2 separate regions of the Homo sapiens genome follow, and region 2 is linked to region 1. The links are chromatin loops, found by intact Hi-C in ENCODE. Cell type or tissue: PC-9. All regions are shown on one strand. Links, peaks and the distances in the headings refer to the core of each region. The heading gives the core; the rest is flanking DNA.

The links. A loop is a pair of places that touch in the nucleus more often than their neighbours do. Peaks named below come from ENCODE experiments on the same cell type or tissue, not always from the same donor. Only the 100,000 strongest peaks of a DNase experiment are listed, where the experiment ranks them.
Region 2: it touches region 1 in a loop (18-fold over the local background); 3 of 110 quality-filtered maps call a loop at or near these places.

What each region holds. Positions count from the first base shown.
Region 1 is chr16:3,118,051-3,131,098 of GRCh38, forward strand. It overlaps ZNF213-AS1 (ZNF213 antisense RNA 1), which reads right to left. Exons shown (of 6, transcript NR_110900.1): 4 at 11,411-11,603; 5 at 11,198-11,260; 6 at 7,479-7,916. It overlaps ZNF205 (zinc finger protein 205), which reads left to right. Exons shown (of 7, transcript NM_001042428.2): 6 at 855-965; 7 at 1,206-2,467. The coding sequence ends at 2,275. Among named protein-coding and RNA genes, the nearest start is that of ZNF205-AS1, 9.0 kb to the left of the region's middle. RefSeq lists silencers at 6,227-6,496, 11,389-11,646, 11,398-11,692 and enhancers at 6,307-6,786, 9,642-10,192, 11,330-11,549. In PC-9, for the core only: CTCF peaks have their summits at 11,675 (motif pointing left) and 11,886; a DNase peak (open chromatin) is centred at 11,681.
Region 2 is chr16:2,997,136-3,013,798 of GRCh38, forward strand. GREP1 (glycine rich extracellular protein 1) reads left to right here. Exons shown (of 29, transcript NM_001396456.1): 21 at 668-700; 22 at 1,221-1,253; 23 at 1,359-1,388; 24 at 1,713-1,844; 25 at 2,767-2,808; 26 at 2,951-2,983; 27 at 3,579-3,692; 28 at 4,146-4,199; 29 at 4,426-4,876. The coding sequence ends at 4,451. It overlaps CLDN9 (claudin 9), which reads left to right and starts at 15,788. Exons shown (of 1, transcript NM_020982.4): 1 at 15,788-16,663. The coding sequence starts at 16,228. RefSeq lists enhancers at 1,046-1,546, 1,547-2,047, 4,345-4,881, 6,628-7,586, 6,733-7,027 and 4 more and silencers at 6,692-6,985, 6,733-7,027, 6,972-7,071, 7,082-7,171. In PC-9, for the core only: a CTCF peak has its summit at 6,734 (motif pointing right); DNase peaks (open chromatin) are centred at 6,866 and 7,986; H3K4me3 peaks cover 393 bases; H3K27ac peaks cover 380 bases.

The DNA.
Region 1 (13,048 bases), core at 10,525-13,024:
ATGGGGTTTCACCATCTTGGCCAGGATGGTCTCGATCTCCTGACCTCGTGATCCGCCCACCTCGGCCTCCCAAAGTGCTGGAGGCATGAGCCACTGCGCCTGGCCAACACCCAGCTAGCACACTTGCTAGTCCAGGCAGAATCCAGGACTCAGCATTCCAGGTGGTGGCATCATGGTGGTCCCAAGGCCCCGCTGGCTGGCACCAGGGATGGTCACCCCTCAATTAGCTCAGGCTGCTCACCGCTCTTATGGTTCCCCAGTGCCTGGGCCAGCAAGCCCAGGCAAGTCCTGAGGGATCAGAAGGATCTCAACACCCATTTTCAGCACCACGGCAGGCCTCGCAGATGCCTCAAGCCACCCGGTTGGTCCAACACATTCCTTTCCTCCCACGGGTGGTGGAAGCCAGGGCCCCCTCTGCTCTCTTACTGACTTGACCAAAATTCCTGGGGCCACACCCCCCCAAGACTTGACAAATGGGATGACCTTAGTCGTTGGAGATCCTGGCCCTCCTGTCCCAGGTCCTCCCACTTGGAGGGCCACTACCCTTGCCCCTCCAGGTGTGGGTGTAGGAGCGGGATACCCGTCCCGTGGGCGTTGATGTAGGGTGTTGCCCACTCCCGTCCCTTAAACTCCGTTGCTCTTTCAGGGAAAGAGGAGACAGGCCTAGTCAGCTCTGGCAGCCGCCAGGCAGGGGGCGGACCCCCGACCCAGGGGGCCTTCTTGAAACTGCTTTATTTTACCCCCTGTTTCCAGAGCCTCACCCCCTACTTGGGCCCATCAGTTTTGGGGAGATGCTGTCTGCAGCTGGGCAGCGCCAGAAGGCCTGTGACAGCACAGCATCTCTTTCTGGGCAGGCTTTCCCTTCAGCAGGCCTTTCTGGGCCCCTCAAGCGCACGGCAAGGGTGAGGCCTCGGGCTCCAGCCGGCAGGCAGGAGATGAGAAGGAGTGGAGAGGCGCGTGCACAGGTGAGGGACGGGCGCGCGCCTTTGTCTGCGGGAGTGGGGCGCAGACGCAGGCCTTCTGGCTGTTGTCTGTGGGAGTGGGGCAGGGCCACCAGACCCCCTCCTGGGCGGTTTGCGCCCAGGGCGGCCCTTGCGCTTTCTGGTCTCTGAGAATCCAGCCCCCACCCTTAGCTCTGCCTTCTCCACCCTCCTGGGGTCCTTAGGGAAGCTCGTCCCTAGCTGGAAACGACTTTCTTTTTCCAGGAGCCGTCGAGGTGGGGCAGAGGGTGCAGACCTCATCCGTGGCAGCCCTTGGGAATGTGAAGCCCTTCAGAACCAGGGCAGGGAGAGTCCAGTGGGGCGTCCCGCAGTGCGCGCAGGAAGCAGCCTGCGGCCGGAGCTCAGGGCCGGCCAAAGACTCCGGGCAGCCGGCTGAGCCAGATCGCACCCCGGATGCAGCTCCGCCAGACCCCAGTCCCACGGAGCCCCAGGAGTACCGCGTCCCGGAGAAGCCCAACGAGGAGGAGAAGGGCGCCCCGGAGAGTGGCGAGGAGGGCCTGGCCCCTGACAGTGAGGTGGGCAGGAAGAGCTACCGGTGCGAGCAGTGCGGCAAGGGCTTCAGCTGGCACTCGCACCTGGTGACGCACCGGCGCACGCACACGGGCGAGAAGCCCTACGCCTGCACTGACTGCGGGAAGCGCTTCGGCCGCAGCTCGCACCTCATCCAGCACCAGATCATCCACACGGGCGAGAAGCCCTACACCTGCCCCGCCTGCCGGAAGAGCTTCAGCCACCACTCCACGCTGATTCAGCACCAGCGCATCCACACCGGAGAGAAGCCCTACGTGTGCGACCGCTGCGCCAAGCGCTTCACCCGCCGCTCGGACTTGGTCACCCACCAGGGCACCCACACGGGCGCCAAGCCGCACAAGTGCCCCATCTGCGCCAAGTGCTTCACGCAGAGCTCGGCGCTAGTCACCCACCAGCGCACCCACACTGGGGTCAAGCCCTATCCGTGCCCCGAGTGCGGCAAGTGCTTCAGCCAGCGTTCCAACCTCATCGCGCACAACCGCACACACACAGGCGAGAAGCCCTACCACTGCCTCGACTGCGGCAAGAGCTTCAGCCACAGCTCGCACCTCACCGCGCACCAGCGCACCCACCGTGGCGTGCGGCCCTACGCCTGCCCGTTGTGCGGCAAGAGCTTCAGCCGGCGCTCCAACCTGCACCGGCACGAGAAGATCCACACCACCGGGCCCAAGGCCCTGGCCATGCTGATGCTGGGGGCGGCGGCGGCGGGGGCTCTGGCCACACCCCCACCCGCTCCCACCTAGGAGGCCAGGAAAGGGGGAGCGGGGCGCCCAGGGCCACTGGAACAGCCCCACTGGAGTCAAGGCTCCGAGGGAGGAGAGAGGGGCTCGGGAAGGGAGCTGGGGCGGTGAGGGCATGGGGTGAGGCATGGCGATGGGGGAGGGCGAGGGCGAGAAAGGGCAGGCACTCTGCGAATTAAAGGCCTTGGACTTGAAGCGCCCGCCTACACAGCTTTGTCTCCTGGTGCCCTGGCGCTGATTCCCCGAGCGTGGGGGAGCTCCTGGGCTAATCCCCTGTCCTCATTGAGGCATCCCCGCATCACCACTCTTGGCTTGGGTCTCCACCAGGGTTGGGGTCCCTTTTGCCAAAGGCCCATTCCAAAGCGTTGCACACATTGGCAAGCAAAGGCTTCAAGTACAGAGAGGTTTCCAGGGCTGAAGCCAGTCAGCCGCTCCTGGACCTGGGGACCCCTTGCCGGCCGTCTGCTGCTGACGCCACTTGTCCCAAGGGCACTGCTTACTGAGCCCGCACTCTCCCTTGGCTCTTCTCTTTGGAAGCCAGGAGCAGGCAGAACTGGTCCGGAAATTCCTGCCTGCCCCATCTCCCACTCAGGCATCGGTGGCTGGGTTTTGTGACTGGCCTTTGCCATTTGCTCCCACCATGGCCTGCCTGTGGTCCTGCGAGGGCTCCTCACTCACCAGGGGCCACTTTCCTTCTTGGCCCATGCTGCAGCTGCTGTCACCTGCCTCTGCTATGTCTCACCTCCTTGGCCTCCTGGTATATGTCCTATATAATTCGCCCTGCTCGCCCCTGCCTGGCTCTGAGCTTTGATTTACTCCTGGTCTTTCCGCTGGCGTTTGTTTTTGTTTTTGCGACAGAGTCTTGCTCTGTCGCCCAGGCTGGAGTGCAGTGGCCTGATCTCCACTCACGGCAGCCTCCACCTCCTGGGTTCAAGTGATTCTGCTGCCTCAGCCTCCTGAGTAGCTGGGACTACAGGCGCACGCCACGATGCCTGGCTAATTTTTGTATTTTTAGTAGAGACAGGGTTTCACCATGTTAGCCAGGATGGTGTTGATCTCCTGACCTTGTGATCCACCCACCTCGGCCTCTCAAAGTGCTGGGATTACACACCTGAGCCACTGCGCCTGGCCCCCTGTTTTTGTTTGTTTTTTGTTTTGTTTTTTGAGGCAGAGTCTTGCTCTGTTGCCCAGGCTGGAGTGCAGAGGTGCGATCTTGGCTCACTGCAACCTCCAGCTCCTGGGTCCCAGCGATTTTCCTGCCTCAGTGTCCCGCGTAGCTGGGACTACAGGTGTGTGCCACATGCCTGGCTAATTTTTTGTATTTTTAGTGGAGACAGGGTTTCACCGTGTTGGCCAGGCTGGTATTGAACTCCTGACCCCAGGTGATCCGCCCACTTCGGCTTCCCAAAGTGCTGGGATTACAGGCGTGAGCCACCGTGCCTGACCTCTTTCCCTGGTTTTAACCTCTGTAGCTCCCAACTCCCATTCTCTGCTTTTTTCCCTGGGTGGGGATGGGCTCATCCTGCCTATCATCCCATATTTGTGGCCCAGCTCCCGAGATAACTTTCAGCTCTGACACCAACTGACCACGAGGATGTCTGCACCAAGAAGGCCCTTGAGACCCCACCTGTCTTTGTGGATTATGGGGCCACCAGGGTGGCCACAGCCCTGGTTGGCTCCCAGATCCTGAGGAAAAGAGTGGCTTGCTGAGGACGGTAGACTGAGAAGAGTAATCATAGCTGCCAGTTGTCAAGCAGCTGCTCTTCCAGGCACAGGGCCAAGCACTGTAGATACCGCTCTCTACAACAATGTAAGTGTGCATTGTTAGCCCAGGTTTTTTTTTGTTTTTTGTTTTTTTTTTTTTTGTCTTTTTAAAAATAGAGACGGGGTCTTGCTATGTTGCCCAGGCTGGTCTGGAACTCCTGGGCTCAAGTGATCCACTCACCTCAGCTTCCCAAGTAGCTGGGACTACTGGTGTACACTACTAGGCCCCATGCAGGGCTATCTAAAAAGAGGAGGACAAGGCCAGGCGCAGCGACTCACACCTGTAATCTCAGCACTTTGGGAAGCCTAGGTGGGTGGATCACTTGAGGCCAGGAGTTTAAGACCAGCCTGGCCAACATGGTGAAACCCTGTCTCTACTAAAAGTACAAAAATTAGCTGGGCATGGTGGCAGGCGCCTGTAGTTCCAGCGACTTGGGACGCTGAGGCAGGAGAATTGCTTGAAGCCAGGAGGTGGAGGTCACAGTGAGCTGAGATCTTGCCACTGCACTCCAGCCTGAATGATAGAGCAAGACTCTGTGTCAAAAAAAAAAAAAAAAAAAAAAAAAAGAGAGAGAGTAGGACAATAGACCTGACCTTCAGGAATGTTAGACTCAGCTAGAGATGTGGGTGGGGTGGGATGTAATCAACGGGACACCAGGGAGCTGCTCACTAGCGGAAGCCCAGGCAGGACTTGATGGTATCCAGGAGGTCTCTGGAATCTAGGCTAGGGATGCTGGCAGGATTGGTTGAATTAAATGATTATTTCCAAGGCCAGAAAAAAAGCTGTTTCCTCCCTTCAGTTTGTCTTCATGGTCCCAATCACTCAGCCAGAAATAGGATTGCTCTGCTTGGTTCAGTGTGAGGGGGTGAGGGAGACTCATTTGTAAAGCAGGGTTGCTCTCAAAAGAGCTCATTTTCTAAGTAAGGAGAGAGACAGAGGTGGGAGAGTTTCTAAAATGACCCTGGAAGCCGTCATCACTTGGCAAGAGAGCTGAGCAGAGTACTCACTTGCACAGTGAGTGCTGCTTGCTTTAATTTCAGTTCCTTAGGCTCCGTGGCCAGCGTGCCAGGGACCAGATGTCAGGACCTGAGTGATTCAGAGGTCTGTCAAGGCTTGGTGTGGTGGCTTACACCTGTGATCTGAGCACTTAGGGAGGCTGAGGCAGGAGGATGGCTTGAAGTCAGGAATTTGAGACCAGCTTGGGCAACACAGCAAGACCCTCGTCTCTAAATAGTTAAAAAAAATTAGCCAAGCATGGTGATGCGTGCCTGTAGTACCAGCTACTTGGGAGGCTAGGGTGGGAGGATCGCCTGAGCCTGGGAGGTTGAGGCTGCAGTGAACTGTGATCGCACCACTGCCCTCCAGCCTGGGCAACAGAGCAAGACCCTGTCTCCAAAAAAAAAAAAAAAAAAAAAAAAAAGACCGTTGAGTGATCTAGGGAGTCATTTAAAAACTTCACTCTGGCCTCCAGGGAGCCCAGACAGCAGACAGTTTCCTGGTGAAACGTTTCCCCTTTCGTGGCAGAGTGCAGGAGCACGGGTTCCAAGGGCCCCGTGGAGGGTGCCTGCAGATGGCCATTCCTTATGGCTGGCCCACTTCTCCCTCTAGGGATCCCTCCGGAGGCCCCACTGTGGGATAGATCTGGAAAGAGTATCTTAAGAGTGGAACTTGGCAGTTTCGGAAATATTCGACAAGCACAAATAAGACAGGGAGGAGTAGGGGCTGTGCCAGGGAAGGACCTGGAACGCCAGGCTGAAGGGTGCTCATAGTTTGGTAGGTGATGGGCGTCACTGAGAGGTAGGAGGCTGGAGGGAAGAAGCCAGGTAAGGGTCTTGGTGTCTCCCTGGGTAGAGGATGAGGAGGTTCAGCGGTTTCCCTGGCTTCCTCGGGGCTTCTCGGCCACTGGAGAACTCCACCAGATCATCACTGATGCGGTGTCAGGAGCACGGTGAGGGCGGAGGCGGAGAGGCAGGATGTATGCATCCTGGCTTCCCACCTGCTTCCCTGCGGCCCCAGGTTCCTGTTGCAAGCGCTCAGGGATCGGCTGTCGGCGCTGCCCCTCTGGGCCGGGGGCGTCGGCCTCAGCGCCGTCCTAGCCTAGGACACCGTCTCCCAGTTCCCGGGCCCGGCCGTGTAGCGAAGCCCAGAGCCTGCAGGGTCCCATGGACCCAGCCTCTCGCTCGGCGGCCCCGTCGCCGGCATGACTGAATCCAGGAGGCCACGCCCCCCTGCCCTTAGCCATTCAGGCATCGGGGCGGGGAGAAAGGCGGCTCCAGCAGAACCAGCCAATCACGGCTGAAGTTTGTGCCCGGCCCTTTTCCCCTCACCGCCACGCCCCAAGCCGCACGGTTGCCCCGGCAACTGCTCCAGGATCCTGTCTTTGAAGCATTTCGTCTTACCCTTCGCTGGGCGTTCGTTGCCGAACGAAGCGAAGACCACGGGGCTGGACCTTCGCTACAGACCTCAGTCCTCACAGCCCGCCCCGCCCAGCCACTGACTTCCTGGGTCTATCACCGAGATGCCGAGCCTCCTGCAGTCCTAGAGAGCATACGGCGCAGGGCCAGGGCCACTTCCGGCCCAGAGGACTCCCTGTCAATTTGCTGCAATGGCTCCTGCACCAGGGTTGGGTGGGTTCGCTGCACTGGCCGCGGAGCTAGAGCATCTTCCGAGCTCCCGAGCAGGGGCTGACGGTGCTGCCAGCTGTCGTGCGGTACGGCCGGCAGAGAGCGGCCAGGAAGGAGACCGTGCCCTCTTCCGGGGGAGCAGAAGAAACGCGCGGGCTGTGCGAGGCGGCTCGCGGCTCTGGAGTGCCTGAGGGGCAGAGGGCGGCAAACGTTAACTGTAGGGGCTTTGCTGCGTTCCTCACACATTCGTTTTTTTGTTTGTTTTTCGGAGATGGATTCGTGCTCTGTTGCCCAGGCTGGAGTGTAGTGGCGTGATCTCAGCTCACGGCAATCTCCACCTCCTGGTTCAAGCGATTCTTCCGCCTCAGCCTCCCGAGTAGCTGGGATTACAGGCGCCTGCCATCATGCCCGGCTAATTTTTGTATTTTTAGTAGAGATGGGGTTTCACTATGTTGGTCAGGCTGGTCTTGAACTCCTAACCTCGTGATCCGCCCGCTTCAGCCTCCCGAAGTGTTGGGATTACAGGCGTGAGCCACCGCGCCCAGCCAATTTTTGTATTTTTAATGGGGTTTCACCATGTTGGCCAGGCCGGTCTCGAACTCCTGACCTCAAGCCCGCCTCGGTCTCCCAAAGTGCCGGGATTGCAGGTGTGAGCCACCACGCCCGGCCTCACTAGTTCATTTTTCAAATACAAAATGAATGCCTGTTAATTTAGCAAAGGTCCTTTGCTAAATGTTGAGTTGTAAGTGAGGAAGATTCCAGACAAGACCCTTGCCCTCATGGGGTTCCAGTGTGGTGGGGGAAACTGACAGACACATACATGGCACACACTTTAACTTCAAGTAGTTACAAATGCCAGAAAGAAATGAACTGGGTAAAACAGGAGAGGACGGTCGGAGCTTCATTGTCAGGGAAGACCCCTCCAAGGAGGGGACATTTAAGCTGAGACTCAAAGGGTGAGAAGCGGTTTTACAAGGATCTGGAGTACGAACCTTTCAAGCAAAGGGAACAGGATAAACATGAGGAGGAGACTGGTGCCCAGTAGCTGAAATGACCCCTGCCCCGAACCTTCCCCGCCCCCACCCCAACCCCCCCATGTGGAGGGGAGGGGAGTGAGGAGACAGGCTGGAGAGCTGCGACTTGTCAGGGGGCAGTGGCTTGAGGCTTCTCCCTGGTGTCCTGTGAAGACAGTCCAGCCTTCCTCATCGCACGCTCCTCTGGCAGCCTGAGACATGGGGTCAGGCGGGCTTCCTGCCTGGTGTAAAGGCAGCACCCAATGAATGGCCTGCACCTCAGTAACTTAAGACAGCAATTTTTATGTTCTCAACTAACAAAGCCCTAGGCTAGTCATGGAGATGAACACAGATCTCACAGAGCAACCACAGAGCTCTTCAAGGATTCAGGTGATCCTGTCATTAATGCCTTTCTCAGAGACTTAGTGAAGCCAGTGTCTACTGGTAAAAGATAGCTGGGGATGGGGTGGGTACACAGGTCATGCATGATAAGGCCACTCAACATTTCCATCTCCCTAAGGAAAAGGAGCCTTTGGTTTCCTTCTTTCCTGTCATGCCACTTCAGCCATCTCAACCTTGTTAACTGAAGGCCACCAATGAGTCCAAATTTCAGCCAACCAATGGAGTAAACTGCTAAAAAGCCACCAACAGCCACACACGCTAACATTAAATTTGAAGTCTACTAAATGCACCTATATCATTGAATTTGATTTCTCATTTTGTGTGTGTGTGTGACAGAGTCTTGTTCTGTCACGCAGGCTGAAGTGCAGTGGCATGATCACAGTTCACTGCAGCCTTGACCTCTCAGGCTCAAGCGACCCTCCCACCTCAGCTTTCTGAGTAGCTGGGACTATAGGTGCTCACCACAACACCCCGCTAATTTTTGTATTTTATGTTTCAACTATGTTGCCCAAACTGATAACAAACTCCTGGGCTCAAGTGATGATCCTCCAGCCTCTGCCTCCTAAAGTGCTGGGACTACAGGCATGAGCTACTGCACCCGGTCTAATCTCATCTCTTTTTATATTCTGTCCACTTTGGTATGCTATCCTTAGAATCTACTCTTGCATCTATCCCCCAGGTTTCTGCTAGTTTATATCAGCAAAGTGAATTATTTTAGTGTATAAGCTATTTCCTCCTGGGTCATAACGTGTATCTTTCCCCTCTCTCTCTGTCTCTTGCACACGCTTGTGCAGCCTCTCTCTCCACACACACACATATATAGATTGTGTTGAGATTTGACCCTAGTTGTTATGAGTTTACTGGCAATGGAGCGCAATTGTGGTGGGTTTTCAGGAGAATGGACATCCCCTTTTAGGTCTTCTGCCCCTGGGAAGGTTATCCTAAGGTTTTCAAGCAGAGAAAGGCTATTCTATTCAGATACTGAGGGCAAACTACTTCTACTGGTAAAGGAGGCTCAGAGTGACCTAAGGAATCAAGACTGTCAATTTCATCTGGGTCCAAACATATATCCCCACTTTGAATTTCAGGATCACCTTCTGTTTTTTCGTTTTGTTTTGTTTTTTTGATAGAGTCTCGCTCTGTCGCCCAGTCTGGAAGTGCAGTGGCGCCATCTCGGCCCCCTGCAACCTCACCTCCCAGGTTCAAGCGATTCTCCTGCCTCAGCCTCCCGAGTAACTGGGATTACAGGACTGCACCACTGTGCCTGGCCAGGATCACCTTCTTTACCAATCAGCGCAGTAACCTTCACGTGAGATTTGTTGGGCCTGGGAATTTAGCTGTCATTATTATTCAGCGACTCTACAGTTAAGTTTTGTGTTTGATTTTCAGTGACAGTATTGTGGCTATAAGAGCTGCTTCTAAGCTATCACAGAAGTTCTCAGGTTCTCAGACCATGACTTGAACTGAGCTAAGGGACTTGGGCTTGTCATTTTCTCACTGTAAATGCTCAAGTGCACTAAAAATAATGTATCCCATACCATGGTTGTATAATCATCATTATACATCTGTGGACACCATAATGGCTGAGTGCAGCAGCTACTTGTTCCCACCAGGTACATGCTTTCATTGGCACTTCATCATCACCTGCAGGTGGCTGCTTGATTAATTGTGATATCGCTGCAAGCCGTGGATAACCAGCACCCTGTGATGGTTAATTTCATGTTAAACTATACTGGGCCAAGGCATGCCCAGACAGCTGCTTAAACATTCTTTCTGGGTGTGTCTGTGAGGGCTTCTCAAGAAGAGATTAACGTTTGAATTGGCTGAGTGAGTAAAGCAGACGGCCCTCACCACGGGTGGGCATCATCCATCCGTATGGAATTAAACAGAACAGCAAGGCAGAGGAAGGCTGAATTCTCTCTGTGCCTGAGTACTTGAGACCTGGGTACTGGGACATTGATCTCCTGGTCTTGTGCTCCTGATTCTCAGGCCTTGAGTCTTGAATTGGAATCTACACCATTGGCCTTTGGCTCTCAGGCCTTAAAATTACAAAACTGTTAGGAGGCGGAGGCAGGCGGATAGCTTGAGCCCAGGGGAGTTCGAGATCAGCCTAGGACATACAGGGAGAGGCCATCTCTATATAAAAATATATATATAGAACAAATTAGCTGGGTATGGTGGTGTCCACCTGTAGTCCCAGCTGTTCAGGAGGCTGAGATGGGAAGCTTGCTTGAGCTGGGGAAGTCAAGGCTGCAGTGAGCTGTGATTGTGCCACTGCAGTCCAGCCTGGGCAACAGAGGGAGACCCCATCTGAAAAAAAAATGCTGCACCACTGACCTTGGGTCTCCAGCTTGCAGATAGCAGATTGTGGGGCTTCTCGACTGCCATAATCATGTGAGGCAATACCTTAGTGTGTGTGTGTTTATATATATACATATACACACACATAAAAGCTCTCTCTCTCTCTCTCTATATATATATATATACACACACATACACATGTATATATAGATTCTGTTATTCTGTTTCTGGAGAACCCTAATACATATCCTATTTCTCATTGTCAAGGAGCTCAGTCTGCACTCAAGCCCAAATACCCAAATCCGTCCCCATATCCCTTCTTTGTGCATCTATCTCTTGAGACCACTCCTTGTACTAATTTTGTATCAAGCAAGGTCCAATCAGGAGAAGGGAAGCACACAGTAATTTGAACTGGGAAAATTTAATATATAGAATTAAGCTATAAAGGGCTTAGACTGGGCGCTCTGGCTAACGTCTGTAATCCCAGCACTTTGGGAGGCTGAGACAGGTGGATCACCTGAGGTCGAGAGTTTGAGACCAACCTGACCAACATGGAGAAACCCCGTCACTACTAAAAATACAAAATTAGCTGGGCGTGGTGGCACATGCCTGTAATCCCACCTACTTGTGAGGCTGAGGCAGGAGAATCACTTGAACTCAGGAGGCGGAGGTTGCAGTGAGCCACTGCACTGCCTGGGCAACAGAGCGAGACTCCGTCTCAAAAAAAAACAAAAAACAAAAAGGCATTTTCAAGAGGTTGGCTGGTAAGAAGTAAAGAGAACTCTGATTCTCTGGTCACAGCACATAGCAGCAGCCATACCTTCTGGCCTGAGTTCCAGCACTCAAGCAAGAGGTTTCCTGGTCCCTGGGCTTAGATCCAGACCTTGAAGAGGGCACAACGGCAGTTTCACTGAATGGCAGAGAAGTGGCTGTGGTACCACATGGGCAGAATTTGCTGGAAATCCATCCTCAAGGGTAGAAAAAGCTGCTCACAGGGAAGTGTCTCATGAGAAACGCGCTGCTACAGAACTACCTGAAGAGGGTGGCAGAGAAAGCTGCTAGGTGCCGCTGGTTGAGGTTCACTGAGGCGGCGGCACTGGAGACGCTTTGCAGGCTGCGGGCGCCTGCTGTCACAGGAGCTGCCCATGCTGCAGGAGCTGGGTGCTGGCGAAGCCCTGTGTGCTGCAGAAGCCAGACTCGGAAGAAGTCACCCGTCATGCCGGAGCCTAGAGAGAACACACCAGAAGCAGGAAGGGAAACTCGTCTCCTGCAATGTCTCTCCAGCGCCCTCTACTGACAAAGCTTAAGATCATGCCAGCTGGTAAAGGAAAAACTAAAGGGCCAGAACCATTTCACAGAGCAGGCAACGCAGGAGCTGGGACGTAATCAATAACTAGCACAGGTTTATATTATGATTCGTCTGTAGCGGCCTGCCAAAGGTTCCATATAACATCCCTGCGGCAGGAACTGACACTTCAGGCCCCACCGAATCAGCTAGATAACGGCCCACATTGCAGAGCAGCCAATCAAAACCGGAACATATTTAGATCATTTGGTAAACGGGACACTCAAGCAGTCCTATAGGGAGGCCTATGTGGGGAGGAACTGAGGTCTCCTGCCAAGAGCCACGTGAGTCATCCGCCTTCTAAGTGGGTCCTCCAGTGCCAGAGGACTGGGGTCCTCGTTGGTGTGGTGTCTGCAGTATCATGAGAGATCTTGAGCCAGAACTGCCTAGCTTAGCAGCTCGCATATTTCTTTTTTTTTTTTTTTTTTGAGACGGAGTCTTGCTGCTGCCCAGGCTGAAGTGCAGTGCCATGATCTCAGCTCACTATAACCTCCACCTCCCAGGTTCACTTTACTTTCTTCATTATTTATAGACTATATTTTCTTTTTTGTGAGACGGAGTATTGCTCTGTCATCCAGACTGGAGTGCAGTGGCGTGTTCTCAGCTCACTGCAACCTCCGCATCCTGGGTTCACGCCATTCTCCTGCCTCAGCCTGCCGAGTAGCTGGGACAAGGTGCCTGCCACCACGTCCGGCTTATTTTTTGTATTTTTAGTAGAGCTGGGGTTTCACCGTGTTAGCCAGGATGGTTACAGGCGTGAGCCACCGCACCTGGCCACTTTAGACTGTATTTTCTAGCGAGAAAAAACAGTGGGCCGGTCCCGATGGCTCATGCCTGTAATCTTAACACTTTAGGAGACCAAGGCGGGTAGATCACTTGAGGTCAGGAGTTTGAGACCAGCTTGGGCAACATGGCAAAACCTCGTCTCTACTAAAAATACAAAAATTAGCCGGGCATGGTGGCACACACCTGTAATCACAGCTACTTGGGAGGCTGAGGCAGCAGAATTGCCTGTAATCCCAGCACTTTGGGAGGCCAAGGCGGGTGGATCATGAGGTCAGGAGTTTCAGACCAGCCTAGCGAACATGGTGAAACCCCATCTCTACTAAAAATACAAAAAATTAGCCAGATGTGGTGGTGTGCTCCTGTAATCCCAGTTACTTGGGAGGCTGAGGCAGGAGAACTGCTTCAATGTGGGAGGTGGAGGTTGCAGTGAGCCAAGATGGCGCCACTGCACTCCAGCCTGGGCTACAGAGCAAGACTCGGTCTCAAAAAATAAATAAATAAATAAACAAATAACCGGGCGCGGTGGCTCACGCCTGTAAT
Region 2 (16,663 bases), core at 5,570-8,069, 130 kb before region 1:
TCCCTCATTCATACCCCACCTCAGCTCCATCGGCATTCAGGAGGGGGCTGGGAGCCGAGCCAGTGAGGGGGTGTCGGGCTGATGTCCCTGTCTCCCTCCCAGGCCTCCAGAGCAGGTGGACACCAAAATGAGGGAGGAGAGGTGGCGCCAGGATCCCTGGTTTCTGACTTGGCTCTGAAAGGGGATCCAAAGGCCCTTCGCCCTCTCCTTAGCTAGAATCCCAAACCCCCTGCTCACCCCTCCCTCCCCACAGGCCCCTTAGCCCAGAATGGCTACAGAGCAGGTACTGGGGGGCTGGAGTTGCTGGGAGTGCAGAAAGGAGGAAAGAGGTGGGGGCCTGGCTCTCCCCTGACCCTGTACTGAGGGTTTTCTTGGGGGCTCCTGCAGCCTTAGACGGGGTAGAGTCTGGAGAGGAGGCGGCACAAGGGGGAGGGAGGTGCTGGGAGCTCCAGTTCCTAAATTGGGAGGAAAGGGGGGCCAGGCTCCAGCCCCCTTCTGTACCCCAACCTCTCCCCATGCCGCCCCCACAGACCCTGCAGTTCCCACTGGTCATGGACCAGGAAGGGGAGGTTGGCATGGGCACCAGGTGGGGGACAGATGCCAGGTCTGGAAGAGACCCCTCAGTGAGGAGTGGGCATGGGTCCCTCACCTACTCGCATCTCTCCAGGTGCTGGAGAGGGCATGAAACCTCAGAAGCCAGGTAAGCCCTTCCCACTCCTCACTCTCCCTACCTGCAGAAACTGCCTACCCCTCCACCCTTTTCCCCTCCCAAGCTGTACCCTGTCTCCCCATGGTGCAAGAACGGGCTGGAGCTGGAGCCTTCCTGTGGGAAGGAGCCCAGCCAGGTGAGGGAGGTGGGTGGGACCTGGAGCAGAGGGGAAGGAGGACAGGCTCCAACGGACAGAGTTGGGTCTCAGTGGGGGAAGGGGTGGGGTGGGGTGGGCCTGTCCATTATTCTCCATGGGTCTCTGGCCTGGGAGAGAGCCAGAAACCTCCAAAGCCGAGTTGCTCTCTGCCCCTCTTCCTGCCTTCTCCAAGGTCCCCCACTCCAACCCCGCCCTCATGCCCTGCTCTCCCTCCCAGGATACACACCAGGGACCTGGCTGGGGCTCCTGCCAGGTGAAAAGACGGGGCTAGGGGGATCAGCAGGGGAGAGAGGGGTTCACTACACTCCTCGGGTGGGCTGATGTCTGAACTGGCCTCTTTCTGTCTCTCCCCAGGCCTGCGAGGGACCTTGAAGCCTCAGAAGTCAGGTGAGTGGGGGACCCCTGGCTCTGCCCCACACCTCCTTCTGCCTCTCAGCCCTTCTAGCCTCTGCCCCCAGTGTTGCCACACTCATCTCTGCTTTCCCTCTCCAGGACACGGCCATGAAAATGGGCCCTGGCCAGGTGAGGCCACTGGGACCAGGGGTGGGGGCCCAGGAGGAAGGGAGAGGGAGGCTGCTGGAAGACGGAGGGGCCTCCATCAGGAGCCCCATCCCTGCCAGATCCCTACATCCCTCTATCCCCTGCCTGGATCCCCAGGTCCCCCCAGGAGAGTGTGGACCAAGGGAGCTGGGCTTTTTCCAGCCTGGCTAATGTCCCCCTAAGGTGCTGGGTCTGCCCTAGAAGCCACTACAGGCCGGTGGCTTGGCCAGGCCAAGGCCTCCTGGGTGGCGTCGGTGAGGACTGGCCTGGAGCATAGCCCCACCCCTCCCTTCCTTCCCATCGTAGGTCCCTGCAATGCGAGGGTCGCTCCGATGCTCCTCCCCAGGCTTCCCACTCCAGGGGTCCCTTCGGACAAAGAGGGTGGCTGGGGCCTGAAATCCCAGCCCCCTTCCGCAGTGCAGAATGGCAAGTTACCAGGTCAGTGTGGAGTGGGGGTGCCTAGGGGGCACTGGGAAGCACCTGGCCCTATGAGGGTCAGGGCCTGGCTGCCATATCCCACTCTGTCCTCGGATGCCAAGGCTCAGAGAGGGCAGTGACTTGTCACACAGTGATCTGCTGAGGAGAAGCCTGAACTCTGGCCCTGGGACCCCATGTGGTCCCCAGTATGGGAGTCCTTTCCATCCCTGCCCCATGGCATCTGCAGTCTCTCAAGCCCTCGGCTGGGCTCACTCCTGCCCCTAACCTTCCTCCTAGCACCAATGCCAGCCATCCAGTGGGGACTGAAACCTCAGAAAGCAGGTGTGAGTCTGTCTGCCCCCAGGCCCCACATCCCAGAGGGACAAACTCTCAGCTAGGTCTATCCTCTGTCTCCACCCCAGATCAGGGTCACCCCTCCATCACCCTTTTTCCCTAGGCTGCCTAAGCTATTCAGGCACCCGAAGGCCAGGAAGTCCCTCCCCGAGTCTACCCTCTTGCTCTTTTTTTTTTTTTTTTTTTTTTTTTGAGACAGTCTCGCTCTGTCGCCCAGGCTGGAATGCAGTGGTGCAATTTTGGCTCACTGCAAAATACGCCTCCCAAGTAGTTGGCATTACAGGCACGCACCACCATACCTGGCTAATCTTTGTATTTTTGTAGAGTCGGGGTTTTGTCACATTGGACAGGCTGGTCTCAAACTCCTGGCTTCAAGTGATCAGCCCACCTCAGCCTCCCAAAGTGCTGGGATTACAGGCGTGAGCCACTGCGCCCAGTCTCTTGCTGCTCTCCAGATTTCTTCTGGTTCCATTCCCTGTGGACAGGAAAAGTCTCTGCTTCCCCTTCAGAGTCCCTAAGGTCGATCTTTGGCCTCCAAGGAGTCAGGGGAGACCTGGGTCCCCCGCACTGACTTCCTTTCTCCTCACAGGGCACCAGCCTCCAAATGGCTATGGACCGGGAGCAGAACCAGGTGAGGAGGCCCTTCCTGGAGTTCCTCCCCTCCCTTCCCTTCCTCTTCCCTCCTCTTCCTTCTGCCATCCCAGGAAGAGGGGAGGCCAGGGCTGTGGCTCTCGCTGACCCCCATCTCTGAGTCACAGTTTTCTCTCCCCCAGGTTTTAATGGTGGCCTCGAGCCACAGAAAATTGGTGAGTCCTCCTGGGCCCCCGACCCATGTTGAGCGGAAGCTGGCATCTCCCTCATGCCTGAGTCAGTCTGTCTGTCCGCATCCCCCTGTCTATGAGCTGGTCACCTGGCCCTCCTGATGCTGTCCCTGTTCCACTAGCCTGTCCCTAGCTCCTCTCCAATCTCTGTCCTGCAGGTTTAGGTTATGGGAATGGTGTCCTGGGAGCCAGGGTCTTCCCCGAGGCCCACCCACAGCCAGGTGCCTGGGGAGCAGGGGTCGGGGTGGGAGAGTTGGGCTCAGGGCCCCAGCCCAGCCTCTGACACCCTCTTTCCTCCTCCAGGGTTCCATGGGGCCAATGGTTTTAGGAATAGTGAGTCAGACCCAGGGGACAAAGTGCAGTGGAGTGGGGGAGACAACAGCCCAGGGGCTAGGCGGGAATGACCAGAGTCTCTTGGAGGGGATGGGGTGGAAGCTCTGGTGTACCCCAAAGCAGCAGCTCTAGCCCCTGAAGGAAATGGTAAGAAATGAGCCTTCTGGGAGCAGAGCCAAGCCCAACAGGGGCCAGGGGTCCCAGCTCCTGTGGGCAAGGGTACCCCTGCCAGCTCTCCTCCCCACAGGGCAGGCCGGGGTGCTGTGGAACTCTCGCTGGCCCACCCTCCAGGCCTGGGGGGCCGGCTTGAAGCCTGGATATCAGGCTGGAGATGAATATGCTGAGGCCAGGAGCCAGCCAGGTAACGGGATGCCTGGATGAGTGTGTTGGGGCCATTAGAGGTGGCTTCAGGGAACTGGGCCCTGGGCCCAGGTCTACCCACAGCCCCACAGAGATAGAAGGTACAGCCCTCTTGGCGGAGGGGATGGAGTGAGTGAGAAGAGGCCAGGAGGGCATAGGCAGGAAGGAGCAGGAAGGAATGGAGCTGGAGGAGAGGCCAGAAGAGCCCGGGACCCTGAGAGCCAGCCCAGACACTGGACCAAGAAGGGGAGGTGATGGAGTTGGGAACGAGGGCCATCACGGACTCAGTTCTCCATACTCTGTCCCTCTCCCCCCGGTCCTCTGAGAAACTGAGGCAGAGCTGAGCCCTGGGCCCTCCGGGGAGGGGGTGTCTCCCACAGCCTGGGTTGAAGCTGGGGTGGACGGAAGCTCTCTGGTGACCCGAGTGCTCCTGGTCTGTCTGTCTGTGCCACAGGGGGCCCCGACGTGAAGAGAGGCAGCAATGGCCAGCTGGGGAATGGCTACGGAGGTGAGAGGGAGGCGCAATGGCCGAGCCGCCTGCCCAAAGGCCCCCCGTGGTCACCCCTCCAGCCATACTGGGGGACACCCAGCCCTTGGGAAGGATAGCAGGTTCTGCCACCTGTAGGTGGCTGCTGAGTGACTGACCCCAGAAGCTCAGGTCCCTGGGAGGGGAGGAGGGGGCAAGGCCTCACCAGGGCCCCGCCCCTCCCTAGCCCAGCTCTATGTCTTCCCAGGCCGCTGCCCTCTGGGGAAATGCTGAGCACTGCAATGCCCCTCGCCTGCCCAGCAAGGAAGACAGACCCTTGGGCTTGGCCTCTGGTGCTGCCTGGCCGGGGGTCTCCTCCATGCTAGAACCACAAACGTGCTTCCCTGCTTGCCTCCGCGTGCCATGCAAGGGGCTTGCTGACCAGGGTGGGAGTGGCATGGGCCTGCAGCCACCACCCAGCACCTCATTCATTCATTTGGCAAACATCAATGAGGCCATGTGCCAGGGACCATGTTCCCAACAGGAGAAATCATGAGAAGAAAACAGACTCGATCAACGCCTGCCCTCAGGGAGGGCATCACTTGGTGACCGCCTAGCGGGGGAACCACATCCAAGTTAGGGGCCTTGTGCATGGAAAAGAACACTTCATTCTTTGTGTTTTCATTTATAATCGATTTATTAAAGTTGTTAGATAAAAATCTCATTTTCCTTAAGCTTTTATAGTGGCCTTCCAGATATTGTATTGACTAATAATTTGGATGTAAAACTCACTTTCACAATCTTTGATGAATGCTTAATTAGTTTATAAATTTCACAGCTCGGCCAGGCATGGTGGGTCACGCCTGTAATCCCAGTATTTTGGGAGGCCAAGGCAGGAGGATTGCTTGAGCCTACAATTTAAAGACCAGCCTGGGCAATATAGTGAGACCCCCATCTCTATAAAAAATAAATAAGTAAATAAAAACAAATACGAATTTCACAACTCGACTTTTCCCTAAATATTTTGCGTGCCTTAAATGCCTGATTAACGAAATAGCCTTAGACATCTCAAACAACAATTAGAAACATAATCGACTTGACTCTCTTGATTCTCTCTCTCTTTTTTTTTTTTTTGAGACGGAGTCTCGCTCTGTCGCCCAGGCTAGAGTGCAGTGGCGCAATCTCGGCTCACTGCAAGCTCCCCCTCCCGGGTTCATGCCATTCTCCTTCCTCAGCCTCCCAAGTAGCTGGGACTACAGGCGCCTGCCCAGCTAAGTTTTTGTACTTTTAGTAGAGTCGGGGTTTCACCATGTTAGCCAGGATGGTCTGGATCTCCTCCTGACCTCGTGATCCGCCCGCCTCGGCCTCCCAAAGTGCTGTGATTACAGGCGTGAGCCACCGCACCCGGCGACTCCCATCTCCACAAATAAAAAACTTAGCCTGGCAGGGTGGCGCATGCCTGTAGTCTCAGCTACTTGGGAGGCTGAGGTGAGAGGATTACTTGAGCCGAGGAGATCGAGGCTGCAGTGAGCCATGATGGCACTACTGCACTCCAGCATGGGCGAAAGAGCAAGATCCTGTCTCAAAAAAAAAAAAAAAAAGTTTCTATATTCCAATTTTGAATAGATTGACCATTTTATCCTTTTTGTTCTGAGCTACCAGATTCGCACCCATCTGTCATTTACAATTGTTCTTAGGAACTTTAACACAAATGCTAAGTATATTATCACCAAACTTTACTTTTGAATTGTGATATCGTTTTATCTTTCTTATAAGATAACTGAATGGAAATCTGTGCACCTTGACCCATCCACACAGGATCCTCATACCTGAGTTGCAATGGGTAAACAGCAACGAGAGGACAATCTCACACTCCACATCGGTGGCGTCGGGGGGCGGGCGCGGTGGGTCATGCCTGGAATCCCAGCACTTTGGAAGACTGAGGCCGGCGGATCGCTTGAGCCCAGGAGTTCGAGACCAGCCTGGGCAACATGGTGAGACTCCATCTCTACACAAAATATAATAATTAGGCCGGGCGCGGTGGCTCACGCCTGTAATCCCAGCACTTTGGCACGCCGAGGCGGGTGCATCATGAGGTCATGAGTTCGAGACCAGCCTGGCCAACATGGCGAAACCCCGTCTCTACTAAAAACACAAAAATTAGCCGGGCATGGTGGCGGGCGCCCGTAATCCCATCTGCTCAGGAGGCTGAGGCAGGAGACTCGTTTGAACCAGGAGGCGGAGGTTGCAGCTGAGACTGCGCCAATGCACTCCAGCCTGGGGGATAGAGCGAGACTCCGTCTAAAAAAAATTTTTTTTTTAAATTTAAAGACCATAATAATTAGCCGGGTGTGGTGGCGTGCACCTGTAGTCCCGGCTACTTGGGGAGGCTGAGGCGGGAGAACTGCTTTAGTCCGGCAGGTCGAGGCTTCACTGAGCCAAGACCGCGCCACTGCAATGTAGCCTGGGCGCCAGAGTGAGGGGCTCAGTCCCCAAAAAAGCCACCTAAAAAACAAACAAAAAAAAAATTGGTGAGGCGCCGCGCCTCGGTGTCGCAGCGAATCCGCAGATCCTCAAGCCAGGTGGGGGCGCCCACTGCGCGTGTGCAGCGCCTGATAGCCAGGCTAGCTGAGGGCGGGGAGCAGCTGCGGCACCTGGGACACAGCGATTGGCTGGGACCAGGAGAGGGCGGGAAGAAGAACTTGGCGGAGCGCGCTCATATCTCTGATTGGCTGCCAAGGGTAGCCCTTGACAGCTGCCGGGTGGGACCCGTAGACCGCGAGCGCACTGGCCCGTGATTGGTTGGGGTGCGGCGGCGAGCATCTGCGATTGGCTGGGCCGCTCGGAGTGCGGCGCTTGGCCACCTCCCGAGGTACCAGGTCACGGCTGGCGGCGCGCTCTGGGGCCCTGGGCTGGCGGCCGCAACCGGGGTGGCGGCCGCAGCCAAGCTGGCGGCGCGGCTGCCCCGCTCCAGCTCGCACCCGCGGCTCGCCCGCGCCCGCGCCCACTCGCGATTGGGCCGGGCCCGCTCGACGCTGCCGCCCACCCCGCTGCCCCCGCCGTCCCTGCCGCACCCGCCGTTGCCCGGCCTGCCGCCCGGCCTGAGCCCCGGGCCGCCGACGCCCTCCGCTCTCGCCCTGGCCGAGCTGCCACCGCTGCCCGCGCTCCCGCTGCGGCCCGAGCCGCTGGCGCCCTGGGGCCCCGGCGCGCATCTGGCACTGCCCGAGCTGCCGCCCGAAGCCTGCTCACCCGCGCTCTCCGCCGCCGTGCTCGCACTGCAGGACCTGCCGCGCCTGCCCGCGCCCGCGCGCTCCGCCCGCGCTCCTACCGCTGCTTCCGCTGCCCGTGTCCGCCGTCGCCTCAGCCCCTGGGCCCGTGGGCGCGCTCGTCCGCCCGCCCCTGGTCTCCGAGCCGCCGCCGCATCCGCTTCCGCCGCTGCCCGCGCGACCCTCTCCCTTCAGCCTGCTGACGGCCCCCGAGACCCGCGACCCATGGCTGCTGTCCGCCTTTCCCCTGCCACCGCCCGTGCCCCTGTCCCCGCATTTCTTCCTGTCGCCGCCCTGCTGACCTGGCCCCTCCCGCGGCGGGTGAGTAGGCAGCCCCCGACAGGGCCAGTGCCCGTAGCCACCTTCCCCGGGCATGGATTCAGAGGACGGGGGTTAGAGCCCAGTTTGGGGAAGAGAGAAGGAGAATCGGAAGCAGCTCAGGTTTGGTAGAGAAAGGAGCGAGTCTGAAAATAGACTTGTCTAAAGATTCGGGTCTTCCATTTTCCCCTGCTGCCCTCCAGCAGGCCTCTTGCTAGGTTATTTGAGAATGTAACCCGTCCCCTGGGCTGATAACCTGGCTAGTGATCAGGGCAGCGGGCGGGGCCCACAGCACGTGTCCAAGGAAATGGGGATCAAGGGTATGAAAACAAAAGTTTAAAGTGCTGGGCCGGGCGCGGTGGCTCCCGCCTATAATCCCAGCACTTTGGGAGGCTGAGGCTGGCGGATCACCTGAGGTCAGGAGTTTGAGACCAGCCTGACCAACATGGAGAAACCCTGTCTCTACTAAAAATACAAAATTAGCCGGGCGTGGTGGCACATGCCTGTAATCCCAGCTACTCGGGAGGCTGAGGCAGGAGAATCGCTTGAACCCGGGAGGCGGAGGTTGGGGTGAGCCGAGATGGTGCCATTGCACTCCAGCCTAGGCAACAAGAGCTAAACTCCGTCTCAAAAAAAAAAAAAAAAGTTTAAAGTGCTTTAACTATATCCAAATATTTCATTTCTCTTATAAATAAAGGGTCTGGATGCCATGGCTAAGGCCATCCTCAGTGTATGGCTCTTGAAAATTCTGATCCTGCCGCAAAAGTCTTTTTTTTTTTTTTTTTTTTTTTGAGACGGAGTTTCGTTCTTGTTGCCCAGGCTGGAGTGCAATGGCATAATCTCGGCTCACCACAGCCTCCGCCTCCTGGGTTCAAGCGATTCTCCTGCCTCAGCCTCCTGAGTAGCTGAGTTTACAGGCATGCGCCACCACGCCCAGCTAATTTTCTATTTTTAGTAGAGACGGGGTTTCTCCATTTTGGTCAGGCTGGTCTCAAACTCCAGACCTCAGGTGATCCGCCCGTCTCCCAAACTGCTGGGATTACAGGCATAAGCCACTGCGCCCGGCCTTTGAAAAGTCTTCAGAAGTCAAATTTTCAACTGAAACAGATCCAGGGGTCGGGCTGGCTGTGCGCACCAGGGAAGCAGTGGTGGGGATCGATACTGGACCCAAGGGTCACATGCAAGGGCTGTGAAGTCATCCCCATGGGACAGGAGAGCTTCCCCCACCCCCACCCGGGCTGGGCCCTGAGAGGAAGCTCCTGTTCTCTCCAGCTTTGCCTGCACCCCACCTGCCAGTTTCTGTGCAGCCTCTACAACTTAATAAAGTTCTCTTTGTTCCCTAGGTGGCCTGAGCTCAGGTAATCAGGCGAAAATTCTTTCTCAGTGGGCTCTTCTCCAGCAGCCTAGGACTGGTATCAGAAAGCCAACCTTGACCCTGGGGGACCTCGGAGAGCCCGGGACCCACCACCAAGAAGGGCAGTGTACTAGTTCTTTGTGACTGCAGTAAAAATTTTATTTTTTAATTTTTTTTATTTTTGGTAGAGATGCGGTTTCACCATGTTAGCCAGGATGGTCTCGATCTCCTGACCTCGTGATCTTCCCGCCTCGGCCTCCCAAAGTGCTGGGATTACAGGCGTGAGCCACCGCGCCCGGCCTGACCGCAGTAGCAAATTTATACACACTGCATGGCTTCAAACAACAGAAATGTATTCGTTACAATTCTGGAGGCCAAAAGTCAAAAATAAAGGTGTGGGCAGGACCCTGTTCCCTTCACAGGTGCTAGGGGAGGATCCCTCCTGCCTCTTCCAGCTCCTGGTGGCTCCAGGCCCTCTGTGGCTTGTGGCCGCATCACAGGAGTTCCTGCCTCCGTCTTCACATGGCCTTCTCCCCATGTCTGTCTCCAATCTCCCTGTTTTTATGTTGTAAGAGGTTGGATTGTCGTTGAAGGTAGGACCCGCCTGAAACCTAGGATAATCTCATTTTGATATCCTTAGTTTAATTACATGTGCAAAGGCCCTTTTATCAAGTGAGGTCACATTCACAGATTCCAGGGCTTAGAGGGTGGAGGTATCATTTTGCGTGCCCCCATCTGGACATGCAGTGTCCTCTCCCCTGTGGGGCTGACCTACCTTCCTAGCCGTCTTCCCAGAACGTAATGTGTCTTAAATCCGTCATGCTGACCTGGGGCCCTGGGTGCCCTTGGGCAGGAGCTGATGGCACTAGTACCTTGATAAAGTTCTTACTGGCACCAGAAGAGAATAAAGTAACTCTCCTTCCCCTTCTCTGACTTATGGCCAGGTGCCCATTCCCACTGGCTTGCCGCTCCCCAGCTCCCTGCGCTTTATATTGTTGAGGCCTCCTCTCTCAGCTAAGAAACAGGAAGTACACAGATGTGTATTCTTAAAGACAGCATTAGCCACGGGGCCCCCACCCTCAAAGGGTGGGAGCGATAACTGCTGCTGGTTGAAACTGACAGTTACTACTGATAATAAAGTTAATTGTTACCCAGTCAGTGGAGTCTGCCCAGGTGTACAAGTGAAACCTCCATTATGCTTTTGACAAAATATGCTTGTCTTGAGTCAATACCCACCTCGATCCCCAAGGTGCCAGTCCAGGGATGTGCCAGGGTTGAAGCAGAGCTGTCTCCTCTCTGCTTTACAGCCAGGAGCACCTGAGGTTTGGGCAGCTGTGACTTGCCCAGGGAGCCCTGGGGTGGGGCTCGCATGAGGTTCTGGGAGTCCAGCCCGCTGCCCCCTGCAAGTGGGGAGCAAAGGGCACTTCCCTTGCCAGGGACATGGCAATGAGAGTGAGCCAGCTGGTGGAGGGGGCCTCTTCCGTAATCAGATCCAAATGCAGTTTTCTGCAGAGGTTTCCCTGTACTGGGAGCCTCGAAGAATTTGGGACAAGGAGGAACGGGATGGTGCTTGGGAGGCCCAGAAGAAGGAGAGGCCCTGCCCCGCTGCCCTGTCGGGAAAGAGGTTCAGGAGGCTCTCTTAGCCCACCTAGGGGGGCTAGCTCCAAAGTCAGGGTCTGGGTTGGTGTCAGGTGTGTCCTGCTTCCCGCTGTGCACTTGGTCAGGTTCGCTCAGCTCCCTGAGCTTGTTCCTGTCTGTGAAGGTGGGCAGTGAGCCCGTGAGGGTGACAGCTGCAACACCGAGATTTAGCTGCACCTTTTGGTTTGGGAGCTAGGGGACCAGCTTCTCTACCTGTAAGATCTGGGTCTTGGCTCCTCCGGGCGCAGTGGGTGACTCTGCCCTTGGGGTTCTTAGTGTGCTGCCCCCACACCCACCCCCGCACTGTTCCTGGCGCATGGTAGCTCCTGGTAACTTCCTTCCTTTCCTTTGTGGTCAGGCCACACTTCCCCCTCTAAGAGGCGCGGGTTAACCCACTTCGACCCTATCTAAGCTGATCTCTGGTTTCTTCTGCCCACCTGAGCCTCCCTGCCCCTCTTTCCTCCTAGACGGAACAAAAACGAGGTCCATTTTGTCGCTCCAGGAAGGGACTGGTGGAGAGCCGGCTTCCTTTCCTCCCAGGGTAGTACAGTGGGGAAGGTTCCCCTCCCCCACCTCTTTTCCCAGACGTGGTGGATGGGGGAGGGGACTTCGCTGGAGGTGTTAAAGTGCCATTGAGATGGTAACCACACCAAGGGGCCCCCACTTTTCCATATCAATGGCATTCCAGTCCCTGATTAGGCCCCAACCTTAACCCTTCCTTTCCCAAGATCCAACTGAATCCAGGTGCACGGGGGCCTAGGAGAGGGTCTAGGACCTCCCAACCTAGGTCTAGTGAGGGCTGAGGACAACAGGCTAATTGCTACCCATGTGTCCTGGGAATCCTCCCACCATGGGCAGCTCCCCAACCACCCTCTTCCAGCCTCTCCTAGGCTCCAAGATGTTTCTCCACTTTTACTCTCCCCAAGGGGCTTGGGGAGATACTGTGTTTTATCTTAGAGACTTGGGGTGGGAGGAGCCTGAAGCCGCACAGGGCCACTGTGAAGGCAAGTCCAGTGGGTTGGTCACTGAGGTGGGGGTGTGCGCATTTGCTGAGCAGCCTCCACCCACTCTGCTGGCTAGTCCCTGGAGTGTGGGCTTGCTTTCCTTCTTGCTCCGGTGTGGAGATGTTGGGCCAAAGAGGAATTGGGGTCTTAAAAACCTGGGGTCGGCTGGATGCGGTGGCTCACACCTCTAATCCTAGCAGTTTGGGAGGCCGAGGCAGGCAGATCACGAGATCAGGAGTTCGAGACCAGCCTGGCCAATATGGTGAAACCCCGTCTCTAATAAAAATACAAAAATTAGCCGGGTGTGTTGGCACATGTCTGTAGTTCCAGCTACTCGGGAGGCTGAGGCAGGAGAATCGCTTGAATCCAGCGGGCAGAGGTCGCAGTGAGCCGAGATCACATCACTGCACTCCAGCCTGGGCAACAGAGCGAGATTCCGTCTCAAAAAAACAAAACAAAACAAAACAAAACACAAACCTGGGGTCCCCGAGCAAGTGCGGTGGCGCTTGCCTGTAATCCCAGCACTTTGGAAGGCTGAGGCAGGCGGATCACCTGAGATCAGGAGTTCGCAGACCAGCCAGACCAACATGGTGAAACCCCGTCTCTGCTAAATACAAAAAAAGAAAAAAAATAGCCGGGTGTGGTGGCGCATGCCTGTAATCTCAGCTACTTGAGAGGCTGAGGCAGGAGAACAGCTTGAACCCAGGAGGCAGAGGTTGCAGTAAGCCGAGATTGTGCCATTGCACTCCAGCCTGGGCAACAAGCGCAAAACTCCGTCTCAAAACACAAACAAAAAAACCCCTGGGGTCCTCTTATGCCCTTTCCGGGCACAGCGCTCACTGGATGTGTGCAGCCCGCCACTGGGCTACAACGTAGGGGTTTAGAGCTGAATGTGGAACCGGTGAGTCACCGAGGCAGGGCCCGACAGCAAGTGGACCAGCCGTCCCGGTTTCCCTGGAGGACCCAATATTCAAGCTGGGAATGTCCCTCAAAAAAGTGGGATGAGCCGATCACCTTAGGCCCTAGGACAAGGAGGACTTGTTCCGGCCCAGGGAAGAGAATAGCCCCTGGGTTGGGGCTGCTGGGTGGGGGGACTTCCAGGGAGGCAGGCTTGCTGCTGCCTCCTGACAGCTGCCCAAACCTGTGTGGCTGGATTCCTGGAGGCCCCTGGAAGGCTGCGAGGGAGCCCGCTGACCGGCTTGCCTCCGTCTGCAATCTCTGCTCTCCCCACCCCAACCCTGTGAAATCTGAGCCCCAGGGGCTGGGTGAGCTGGACAAACCTGCCACAAGATTCCCTGAGTCCACTGATGGCCATTTTCCAGCCTCTGTATCACCCCCCCATCTTCCAGACTCTGTGGGGCCACCAGGTCAGCCCCCCTCGTACCGGAGGAGCCCCCCTCAGTGGAGAGGCCCAGGGGGTGGTGAAGAGGAGGCCAGGCTTCTGTTTACCTTACAGACCAGCTGATTGGCGCTGGCCTGTCTCTGTGTTTGCAGGGGAGGATCTTAAGCTGTTTTGGGTCAAGGCCCCTTTGCAAATCTGAAGGAAAGTATAAATCTCTCTTCCAAAAGTATCATTTTTTTTAAGAGACAGGGTCTCACCTAGGATGGAGTGCGGTGGCATAATCATAGCTCACTGCAGACTCTAACTCCTAGGCTCAAGAGATCCTCCTACCTCAGCCTCCCGAGTAGCTGGGACTACAGACAGGAACCACCTAACTCAGCTAATTTTTGTGTATATATATATATATATATTTTTTTTTTATTTTAGAAATGGGGTCTCACTGTGTTGCCCAGGTGGGTCTCAAGCTCCTGGCCTTAAGCAATCCTCCCACCTTGGCCTCTTAAGCGCTGGGATTACAGGCGTGAGCCTCAGTGCCCGGACCCAAAAGATGCTAAAACCCTTTCGCAGAAGCGATGCTCATACCCCTAGGTTTGAACCCTGACCGCTCCTTGAGGTTAGAGCCCTTTATACACAATGTCCCACCCACTAGGTGAGGGGCACTGAGCAGGGGTGTGCCTGGCCACTGGCTCCCCGAAGGCAATGCCGTGAAGTGGTGCAGCCACCAGATGTGTGTGGTGGGCACCTCCAGCCCTGCCCGCACTGGCCAGTGGGCTCCAGCACACCCCAGCCCTCCCAGCACCAGGCAGGTGAGAGGCAGTCCCAGGTGAGGGCCCACTCTGAGGATCCTCTGTACCTCCCTGGAAAGTGTATGAATGGAGACAATGTTCCTCACATCCCTTTTCCTTTTTTTTTTTTTTTTTTTTTGAGACAGAGTCTCCCACTGTCACCCAGGCTGGAATGCAGTGGTGCGATCTCGGCTCACTGCAACCTCTGCCTCCGGTTCAAGCGATTCTTCTGCCTCAGCCTCCCAAGTAGCTGGGATTACAGGCACCCGCCACCACGCCCAGCTAATTTTTTTTTTTTTTTTTTTTGAGGAGTCTCTCTCTGTCGCCAGGCTGGAGTGGAGTGGAGTGGTACGATCTTGGCTCACTGCAACCTCTACCTCCCGGTTTCAAGTGATTCTCTTGCCTCAGCCTCCAGAGTGGCGAGTGGCTGGGACTAGAGGCTTGTGCCACCACGCCCAGCTAATTTTTGTATTTTTAGTAGAGACGGGGTTTCACCATGTTGGCCAGGATGGTCTCGATCTCTTAACCTTCCGATTTACCTGCTTCGGCCTCCCAAAGTGCTGGGATATCTAATTTTTTGTATTTTTAGTAGAGACGGGGTTTCACCATGTTGGCCAGGCTGGTCTCGAACTCCTGACCTCGTGAATCGCCCACCTTGGCCTCCCAAAGTGTTGGGATTACAGGCGTGAGCCACCGCACCTGGCCGTCACACCCCTTTTTCAGACAACAATCCTCAGAGGTTCTTAGCACCCAGGCAGGGGCTTGAAGGAGTTCATGAACCCTCCCCCACAAATGAGGGGCACATGTTTGTGGGTGCATGTTCTGTGAGTCCCACGGGGTTTCTCAAGTGGGTCTTTGACCAAAGGAGGTTAAGGACCTCGACCTTCCATGACCTGTCCCAGGTAGGGGTCAGGATTTGAGCTTTGGTCAGTGGGACTCCCAGGCTGTCCCCATGAGTGGAATCACAGGCTCTGAGGGGGTTTTTCCGGAGGTAAGGCTTTCCTGCAAACTGGAAGGCAGGTCTTGGGGACACTTGAGTCCCTGGACTTAACCCCCGTGCCCACCTCTGGGGTGTTTTGGCCCGGGAGGCCTGACTGGCCACTCACTCACCCACCCATGGAACATAACCGGGTCCTGGGCTGTGCCCCACCCTGGGTTCCAGCCCCAGCCCGTCCCGCCTCCATCCCCCTTCCTGAGTGCCCCCCAACCTCCACAACAGGCCCCTCATCCTCTGGCCTCTGGAGATCTTAGGCAGCTCAGCTCAGCCTCGGTTTCAGCAGCAGGGGTGGCAAGAGCGCACCTGAGCTGAGGTTGAAGTGGGGGGTAGTTTTCTAGGCCGTTGCCAGGGCGATGCCACCTGAGCTGGGCGCCAGGCACCTGTCGTCTGGGGAACAGTGCAGGCGGGGACCTTCCCCCGGGAGCTAGCGGGGCCACTGGGCTGAGACGGGGGATGGATCAGATTCCAGAGAGTCCCAGGCGGGCGGGAGTGTGCGATACTCGGGGAGCTGGGGCATGTTTGCATCACGAAACTCGGCTGGGGGAGAGCAGAGGCAGCTGGGGAGGGGCTGCGGAAGGAGGAGGCTCAGGAAGGCAAGCCGACGCCCCCTGTGTGTGTTTCTGTCCTGAGCCTGTTACTTTTTTGACCCCCGATCCGTCTCTTCTTCCTCAGCTTGTCCTCCATCTTCCCCTCCTTTACCCTTGGTTCCCACATGCACAGATGCTACGGACGCTTTTCCTCCCCTGTCCCCACTCAGCCGCAGCATCCCCCGCTGGCCCCCAGGCCCCTCATCCATCCGCTGCCCACGAACCCCCAGCCCCGCACCCTCCCCGTGGCTCAGGTCTCCCCTATCCCGGCCTCCCTGCACTTCACTCTGCTCCTCCCCTGCCTGGGCCTTAAAACCCCGCCTGCAGCCGAGAGCCCGCAGAGTCCCCAGGTGGCACTGTCAGAGTCGCTCAGTGGGAACCTGCGCCAGCCGGCAGGAGACGTGGCTGTCCTCAGCCTGGCAGTGCGTCTGGAGGGCCTGTGCGAGCTCAGCCCAGGTGTGACAGCGGGGTGGTAAGAGCAGCAGCACCCTCAGGGCATCCGATGGGCGGAGGCCCCTCGAGGTGACACCCACCACTCAGCCGAGCGGGACTACGAGTCTGCTTTGTGCTCCGCGAGGACCAGAAACACCTGCAAGAGGCACGGAGAGGAGGCGCCTTTCAAGAGGCGCCTTTCATGGAACTGAGGACTGGCCTGGCTTGGGGACACCAACAAGCCTTCCCCCTCCTGCTGGACACAGAGACACCCACCCAGCACACCAGACACACCCTCTGAGTCACCTAGGCCGCCTGGGGCTGAGAAGACCTAACCGAGGGGCCAGATGGCTTCGACCGGCTTAGAACTGCTGGGCATGACCCTGGCTGTGCTGGGCTGGCTGGGGACCCTGGTGTCCTGCGCCCTGCCCCTGTGGAAGGTGACCGCCTTCATCGGCAACAGCATCGTGGTGGCCCAGGTGGTGTGGGAGGGCCTGTGGATGTCCTGCGTGGTGCAGAGCACGGGCCAGATGCAGTGCAAGGTGTACGACTCACTGCTGGCTCTGCCGCAGGACCTGCAGGCCGCACGTGCCCTCTGTGTCATTGCCCTCCTGCTGGCCCTGCTTGGCCTCCTGGTGGCCATCACAGGTGCCCAGTGTACCACGTGTGTGGAGGACGAAGGTGCCAAGGCCCGTATCGTGCTCACCGCGGGGGTCATCCTCCTCCTCGCCGGCATCCTGGTGCTCATCCCTGTGTGCTGGACGGCGCACGCCATCATCCAGG